Linked DNA regions of Homo sapiens: region 1 is linked to region 2. A link is a contact called in ENCODE Hi-C or POLR2A ChIA-PET data. All regions are on one chromosome and are shown on one strand. The core of a region is the stretch at or near the end of the contact, and the rest is flanking DNA. Distances in the headings are between cores, read along the strand shown. Region 1 overlaps MNAT1 (MNAT1 component of CDK activating kinase). Region 2 has its middle 8.3 kb from the start of SIX1.

Region 1 (4,403 bases), core at 509-3,008, 190 kb before region 2:
AGCTGAAGTAGCTGTACTAAAATAAAACAAGTCTTTTTTTTTTTTTTTTTGAGACGTTGTCTCACTCTTTCACCCAGGCCAGACTGCAGTGGTGCGATCTTGGCTCACTGCAACCTCCGCCTCCTGGGTTCATGCCATTCTCCTGCCTCAGCCTCCTGAGTAGCTGGAACTACAGGTGCCCGCCAACACACCCAGCTAATTTTTTGTATTTTTAGTAGAGACGGGGTTTCACCGTGTTAGCCAGGATGGTCTCGATCTCCTGTCCTCATGATCCGCCCGCCTCGGCCTCCCAAAGTGCTGGGGATTACAGGTGTGAGCCACCGTGCCCGGCAAATAAAACAAGTCTTTAAGACAAAAACTGTTACTAGAGACAAAAGCATTTCATAATGATAAAAGGGTCAATATCATGAAGATATAAAAATTATAAACATACAAAAGGAGTCTCAAAATACATGAAGCAACGCTGGACAGAATTGAGAGAGAAATAAACAATTCAACAATAATAGTCAGAGATTTCAAAACTCCACTCAATAATTGATAGACAAACTAGACAGAAAATCTGTAAGGACACAGAAGACTTCAACATAACCATCAAGCAACATGATGTAACTAACATCTAACACATTCTTCCCAAATATAGAATAAAATTTCAAGTACTTGTGGAACATTCTCCACAATAAAAAATATATTTGGCCATAACATAAGTAACGGTAAATTTTAAAAATTGGGATCATACAAAGCATGCCCTCAAACCAAAGTGGAATTAAATTAGAACAACAACCTCTAAATAATCCATGGTCAAACAAGAAATCACAAGAAAAAATTTAAAAATGTATCCAATTGTATGAATATGAAAATACAACATATTATTGTAGCAAAAGCAGTATGTAGAGGTATTATAGCTTTAAATGCCTATTTTTAGAAAAGAAGAAAGACCTCAAATAAATAACCCAAGTTTCCACCTTAAGAAATTAGGAAAAGAAGAGCAAAGCTTATAAGCAGAAGGACAACCATAAATATTAGAATGGAGATCAATGAAATGGAAATCAAAAAAAATTTTTTAAAAATTCTTAAAACCAAGGTTGATTCTTTGAAAAGATCAACAAGACTGTCACACCGCTAGGTTGATGTGCCAAGGGAAAAAAAAGAGAAGGAACAAAACTACCAAAATAAGAAATAAAAGAGTGAACGTGATCCTGACCCTACAGAAATTCAACTTAGAAGAAACTGACCAATTTCTAGGAATACTCAAAATATCAAGACAAGGAATGAAGGAAAAAGAAAAAGGAATAGGAGAATGGGGAAGGGGAGGCAAGGGGAGGAAAGGAAGAGAGGGAGGGAAAAGAGAGGAAGGAAAAAGAAACGGGGATAGAAAAAGGAAGTGTGAATAGGCTTATTATTAGTAAAGAAATTGAAACAGTATTTGGAAATCCTCTCATTAATAAAAGCCAAAACCAGATGGTTCACTGGTAAATTCCATCAAATATTTCAAGAAAAAATAATACCAATGGTTCAGAAACTCTTCTAGAAAGCAGAGGACAAGGGAATATTTTCCAAAACATTTTATGGGGTCAATATTATCCTCATACTAAAGTCTAACAAAGCCACACTAAAACAAGGATGAAGCACAAAAACTTTACACTAAGTCAAAGAAGCTAGGCTCAAAAGACTACATTTTGTATTATTCTATTTATAGAAAATGTCAAAAAAGATAACTATACAGAAACAGAAAGTAGAGAAGTGGTTGCCTAGGGCTCGGAGTGAAAGCAGAAGTAACTATCAACTATCACAAGGCATCTTCTGCAGGTGATAAACTATTCTAAAACAAGATTATGGTTGCAGATCTCTTTAATATTACTAAAAAATTATTAAATCATATGCTTAATGTGAGTGGATTTTATTGTATGTAAATTATACTTCAATAACTGTTTAAGAAAAAACCGGTTCAGTGACTAGATCAACAACATCTACCTAGACTAATCAAGATTAAAGGCAGAGTGCTGGGAATTTGCTAAAAATTAGCAGTGTAACTCTTATAGGCATTTAAAGAATTAAGAAAATATTATAAACAACTTTATGTCAACAAATACACTTTAGATGAAATTCTCAAATTCTTTGAAAAATACAACTTACTAAAAAAAATAGAGAAAAGCTGAGTAGATTTTTTAACTGAGTTTATAAAAAACCTATATACAAACAAATTAGAGTCCCAGATGGTTTCACTACTGAACCCTATAGAAACACATAAAAAAAAAACATTAATTTCATACAAACTCTTTCAAACATAAGGTAGTAGACCCCACTTTCAAGTGAAGCCAATGACGCTAACAAAACCATTGCTAGCATTACTGATAAAAACATTATATTACTCCAAAGCTAAACAAAGACATCTACAGGAAAAGTATAGAGCCATATCCCTGATGAATACAGACACAAAAATCCTTAATAAAAATATTATCAAATTGAATTCACATATATCATAACCATGTAGAATTTATCACAAGAATGCAAAGTTAATATATAAAAATGAATCAATTTAAATCACTAACAGTATAAAGAAGAAAAATGATATTTAATAAACACAGAAAAAGCACTTGACAGAATTCAACATCTACTCATAACTTTTCAAAAATTTCAGTACTCTAGAAATGGAAGGAACTTTCCTCAATCTGATGAAAGACATTCATGAAAATTCTACAGCTAGTATGACATATAATGTCAAAAGACTAAATGATTTCTCTCTTAGGTGGGGAATAAGGCACTGCAATAGGGCAAGTAACAGAAATAAAAGGCAGAGAAGTAAAACTGTCTCTAAATGCAGTTAACACAATTGTTTATATAAACAATCCTAAAAAATCTAAAAACGACTACTCAATAAGTAAAATAGAAAAGCTCATCGCACGCAAGCCCAATGTAAAAATATACATACCAGGATTAAGCAATAGAAAATGAGATTTGAAATAACTATTTCCTTGAAAAGAGCATCCCACACATAAAATACTTAGGGAAAAAAATGACAATAAGTCTAACACAAACCACTGAAAACTACAAAACATTGCTGAGATAAAGAGGCCCTAAATAAATGAAGCATACCATGTACATGTAGTGGAAGACTCAGTATTTTAGATCTTAATTCTCCCCACATTGATCTATAGATCCAATCAGAATATCAATTATACTTTTACCAAGAATTTTTGTAAAAACTGACAAACTGAATCTAAAATGTTAAGGATATGCAAAAAGCAATCTTGAAAAAGAAAAAGAATTGGAACACTTATACTACCTTAATTCAAGAATTACTATAGTAATCAAGATAAGTTATTGAAACAGAATAAGGAAAACAGAAATAGACCTAAACTTATATGCAGTCAATTGATTTTCAACAAAGGCACCAAATATGTGAAAGCAATCCAATGAAGAAAAGTATTCTCTACAAATACAACTAAATGTTCACATGCAAAAAAGAAACCCAAACAGGTACTGTATACCATACATAAAAATTAATACAAGATGGATCAGGAACCCAACTATAAATGCAAAAACTACAAAGTTTCTAAACAGGAGAATTATCGTTGTGACTTGGGGGAAGGAAAAGGTTCCTTAGATAGGACACAAAAATTACCTTAAAAGAAAAACATTCATAAATCTGACTTCATCAAAATTTATAACTTCAGTTCATCAAAAAACATTACTAAGAAAAAGAAAAAGTGAGCCACAGACAAGAGAAATTATTCATAAAACAGATGTCTGACAAAGGACTTATGTTCAACACATTGTAAAACATTTTACAAATCAATAGTAAAAGCACAAACAACTCAATTTTTTTAATGGACATAAGATTTTAATAGAGTCATCACAAAAAGAGATATAAAAAAGGCAAACGAGGCCGGACGCAGTGGCTCATGCCTGTAATCCCAGCACTTTGGGAGGCCGAGACAGGCGGATCACGAGGTCAGGAGATTGAGACCAGCCTGGCCAACACGGTGAAACCCCGTCTCTACTAAAAATACCAAAAATTAGCCGGGCATGGTGGTGGGTGCCTGTAATCCCAGCAGCTTGGGAGGCTGAGGCAGGAGAATAGCGTGAACCCGGGAGGCGGAGCTTGCAGTGAGCTGAGGTCGCGCCACTGTACTCCAGCCTGGGCGACAGAGCGAGACTCCATCCCAAAAGAAAAGAAAAAAGGCAAACGAATGAATAAAAAATGCTGAAAACCATTAGTTCTCCAGGAAATAAAAATCTAAATTACAATGAGATACTATCAATCATCACCAAAATAACTAAAATTAAAAAGATTGACAACATTAAATATGACTGAAAGTGCTAGGATTACAGGCATGAGCCACTGTGCCCAGCCAGCTGCTTTACTAGTAATAGTCAAAAACTATAAACAGCTCAGGTATTCC
Region 2 (4,219 bases), core at 1,323-3,822:
GAACAAATTTGAGGATGAAACAATCACAAATGTTTCTAATATTTTCTGAACAAGGAAGTGAGATGTTAGCACCTTTTTTTTCAGTACTGTATCTACCATTATAGCATCTGTTGGGTAGTCTTAATTTCAAGCCTTCTAGAAAAAGCAGTATATTCTGATTTGAGAGTTTCTCCCACATGGTAAAAATAAAATGTGAAATTTCAGTAACTGGCATAAAAAATTTTAGTAGTACCCAGGAAGTTTTCAGAAACTAGTGTTTTCATATAATATGGAAGTTTCAGTGTTTTGAAGGTTCAGTAAATAATGAGTACACAAGAGTGAAGTCTAAATTACCCATACAGAAGGGTAACCCTATAGCCCACATGTCTGGATTCATGTATGCAGATGGACAGATACACTTCATTTCTCCTGGGAAGTTGAGCTCTAAAAAGCTATCACTCAGAACAGACAGTTTTATGACTGCATGAAAAGAAAAGGAAAGATGACGAAGTTGCTATAAAAATGAAAGGCCTTTTGGAGTATTAACAGCTGAAAACATTAAGATTTCAATGAAGAAACAAAAATCAGCCTTAAACTGCAAATTAAAAAGAAAAAGAAAAAAACTTTTGCATAGGGTTTGAAGCATATGGACACCCACCCAGCTAGCAGTGAGGGCAATGGGAGCCCCAGACTTTAGCTTATTAAAGATGACCTTTCCCCTCTCTAAAATTTCAAAGCTGACGTTTCAAGTGCTGAGCAGACTGTGTGCCATATGTAACATGACCTCAGCTCCACTCTGCCTGAGCACTGATGGCATCACTAATGAGAGGTGAAAGGTCCTTTTCTTGCAGCTTTTTCAGAAATCCACCAATTCTTGCCTGTGAAGTAAGGCTCCTCCCTCCCCTCCCTTGGTTTCAAGAGAACGGCATTTAATACACAGCCTCAAAACATTTTTATTACCGTCAATTTGCTTATAGCCATAGCCAAATGGCAGGATGTACAATCACATGCAGAAGAAAATATTTATTTTGACTCAGAAGGCAAAGGGATTAAGAGAACATTGTATTAACCTTGCCTTTCATCTATGTTTTAAAGGGAAAGTCTCCTGAGGCATCCATTGAAGTTCTATTTTTTAATAAAGAGTATCAAAGGCTTTTAGGAGACCAGGTGTGTGTTTAACTGAGAGGAGGAGAGGAAGGAAAGAAGCTTCACGAGAGAGAAAAGGCAGTTTTCACAAAGCTGCTTCAGAGACTGCAAAAAGATGTATGTGCTGGAATCTGTTACAGGCATTCCTAACAGCCAGCCTCCTTCACCGTCCCCCCACCCCTTTTTTTCTGCTGCTTGGAAACAAAATAGCTTTTTTTCCAAGCAGGTTGTTATCATATTCATGGCATGGTCAATTTCCGTTTGCCAAGAAAATATTTAGGCTGATCAAAGAAATTAGAAAATCCGCTGAATAGAAACAGACGTTCCCACAAGAGAAGCGCTTCTCAATGTGAAGAGGCAGGCGGACTGCAGCCCACCCAGTTACTCCTAGGAAATAAGTCTCCTGCCAAAGGCGGAACTACAAGGCCACCTGGATTCTACTGGAGGGGCTACAGAAGAGTCAAGACTTCACAGGAAATTCAAATAGAGACTGGAGTTTGAGGCGCTCTGGCGGCAGAGGTGGATGGAGATGATCGGCTCTAGTATCTATGTACAAATCAGGAGGGCCTTTAAATATGTCCATGAATCCAGAGCGACCTTTCAAGGCAGAAGATAAGTGAGTCTGGGATCCTTTTGTTTTGCTTTGCCTGGTTTACTACGCTCATGGAAAGGCAAGAACAAATTATCCTGGGTAGATGACAGAGAAGTATGTACTTTTGGAATGGAGGGATGGCTGTTTCACCCGCATTAATACAAGTTCAGTCTTTTTGATGTGTGGATTTGGGTGGAGAATGGTTGATAGTAGTTGTCTTTGGGACCTTATTGGTCTCTGCGTGTGCTCCCCGACCAGTTGGTGATGGTAAATGAGAGGGTCTTCCATCTCTTTGCTGTTCCTGGGCAATGCGCGGCCAAAAGCATTGCCACTTGCTGCGGCGCTTCAACGCGAATGACTGGCTGGGGTCGCGGCTTCCGGCCGCAGATTCCACGAAACCGAGAAGCCAACTCGGCTTCATGAAAGGAGATCCCGATTTCCCCGCTCGCCTCGGGCAAATTGAGGCACCTCATTCGCCAGCGAAGCGTCGCCGTCCTTATCCCAACGCCTCCAGTTTTTGGAGGGAAAAAGTGAGGGAGGGATGGCCCTAAAAGAAGGCGATTATGGAAACAGCTAAAGAAGCCAAAGAAAACTCCCTCCTCGCGAGTGCCGTCCGGGGCTACGTGGCGCTGGCGAAGCCAAGGTGGGCTGAGCGGTCCCCAGGCTTTGGGCCGAGAATCCGCTCCGCTACCCCAGACCCTTCCCGCCGCGCGCTCTTCACTCCGGGGACTCGGCGGAGCAGATTTTCTTTCTTTCTTTTTTTTTTGTTGTTGTTGTTGTTTCGGTTCCTGCCGGCCAGGCGAAAACTCCTTTGCCAGGAAGACAGCGCCCTCTTTCTCCTCCGGCCGCGCCGCCGCCGGCCTGCGCCGGCTCTCCGCTCCACTGACCTCCCCGCGCCTCGTTGTGGTCCCCGCCCTTCAGGCCCCGGCCCCTCTTCCCTCAAGCCCCGACGCCTGTGGGCCCCATGCACCGCCCGAGGGAACAACCCCAGAGAGCGCCGGGCCAGCCCGGCGAGATAGCGCGACCTCTGGCTACAAGCCTGGGCGGAGTCGGCCCCGGCGCAGACGCGGCGCCCAAGAGCTCCCGCACAGCCCGGGGAGGGAGTTTCTGGTGCAGGCGGCGGGGCGACGGGTGAGGCCCAGCTCTGCGAGACCCCGCTCTGCGAGCCAGCGGGCGGGGCCGCCAGCACACCGGGCGGTGAAGCCTCCCCGGCGTCCGCGCGCGGATACTTGGCTGCGCGCGCGCACCTGGCACAGCGAGTTATACTGAGGCTCAGGATCAGTCCGCGAAACGTGGACCCGGGCCTGCACGAGGGTTGATGGGTGAGGGTGGCGGGTGAACTTGAGTAGAGGTAAGGAAAGATCTTACGGCCTTCTTCCTAGTCCTAAAAGCGTCCCTCGCAGCCCGCCTGCTTGCTGGCAGCCTCACCCTGCTGGCTTCCAGGAGGGCTTTGTCAAGCACTGCAGCGGTGTTGGAAACCTTGTTGCAAAGTCCAAGCCTAAGCGAGTGGGCGAGACGCGCAGAGGGGCATGGATGAGTGGGCACCTTCCCAGCACCCTCTACCCAGTATCTCTTTTCCCACTGCTCAGAGGACTGGTGATTCAGACAAACGCCGCTCGGCCCTTTTGGGAACAGAGGCGGTCGAGCTTCTGTCTGCGAAAATCTGGATCCTTTAGAACCCGAGCAATATGCTCGTGTGAGAATGCAAAAACAGATCCCACGGCTTGGGTATGCACCGACTGAGGTACAGGCCTGAAGTGCTCCCATCCCCCGAATTCCTACCCGCTTGTGGGAGCCACAGGGGTAGTTTGCTTCCAGCTGACCCTACTGTACAACACAGGCGGCTCCCAGAAATGCACTAATTGAGTCACAAACCACTGGCCTCCACTAACAAAGCGATCCATCTCAGCAGCTCAGCGCCCAATTTGTCCGCAGCACTTTCTTCCGCAATTCAGAAGCATTATCTTGTTTTAAAAAGTATCACGGCAGAGACGTGGCAATTATCCTGAGCTCGGGTTACACTAAATGGCTTAGGCTGAGAAATGGAAGAATACAAATGCCGCGAACGTGCTGATTGCCTCGCTGCCGAGCCTGGACCGGGGGTAGGGGAGGCGAACTAGAGCTTTCGGCCGGGGAGAAGGGAGGCAGGCGCAAGTTCCCACTTGTGGTCGTCTCCGGGTGGCACCAGCGAGAAAGGAGTGTTGGCCCTTTATCTCTAAAGGCTAAGGATTCCCAGCGACGAATCCCCAAAGGTCGAGGGAGAAGAGGTCATATCCCAACATGACCAGGCCAAGCTTCTGGTCTCAGGGTCTGGGGTTTGGGTCAGGAACAGGTTGGGAACTTCAGGCACTGCTGGGATGAGGAACAGGAGAAAGGTCAAGGGTTAGTGAATGAGATGGGGGCGGGGGGGCGGGACAGAGATTCCAGTTTCTCTTCAGGACACCCACTCTACAATTGGGCAATTGGGGAGGAGGAAGGCATTGGGAGAAAACAACCCGAAGG

What was found. Hi-C counts contacts between places; a loop is a spot of excess contacts on that map. ChIA-PET counts read pairs that join two places held with the same protein, here RNA polymerase II (POLR2A). Pooled maps may share reads with other maps.
Region 1: a map with no recorded cell type shows a loop between it and region 2 (10-fold over the local background). The contact joins two enhancer-like sites. A Hi-C loop is called at or near these places in 6 of 37 single-sample maps with no recorded cell type and 5 of 50 pooled maps. POLR2A ChIA-PET finds 5 or more read pairs at or near these places in 1 of 52 experiments (HepG2).

What each region holds. Positions count from the first base shown.
Region 1 is chr14:60,843,051-60,847,453 of GRCh38, reverse strand. The region is part of intron 6 of MNAT1 (MNAT1 component of CDK activating kinase); the gene reads right to left. Among named protein-coding and RNA genes, the nearest start is that of MNAT1, 110 kb to the right of the region's middle. Within about 2 kb of position 1,758, at least 2 of the 41 ENCODE cell types and tissues checked have a DNase peak (open chromatin) inside an H3K27ac peak, as active enhancers do.
Region 2 is chr14:60,655,705-60,659,923 of GRCh38, reverse strand. No RefSeq gene overlaps it. Among named protein-coding and RNA genes, the nearest start is that of SIX1, 8.3 kb to the right of the region's middle. RefSeq lists enhancers at 2,314-2,613, 4,158-4,219, 4,191-4,219 and a silencer at 2,694-2,963. Within about 2 kb of position 2,572, at least 11 of the 41 ENCODE cell types and tissues checked have a DNase peak (open chromatin) inside an H3K27ac peak, as active enhancers do.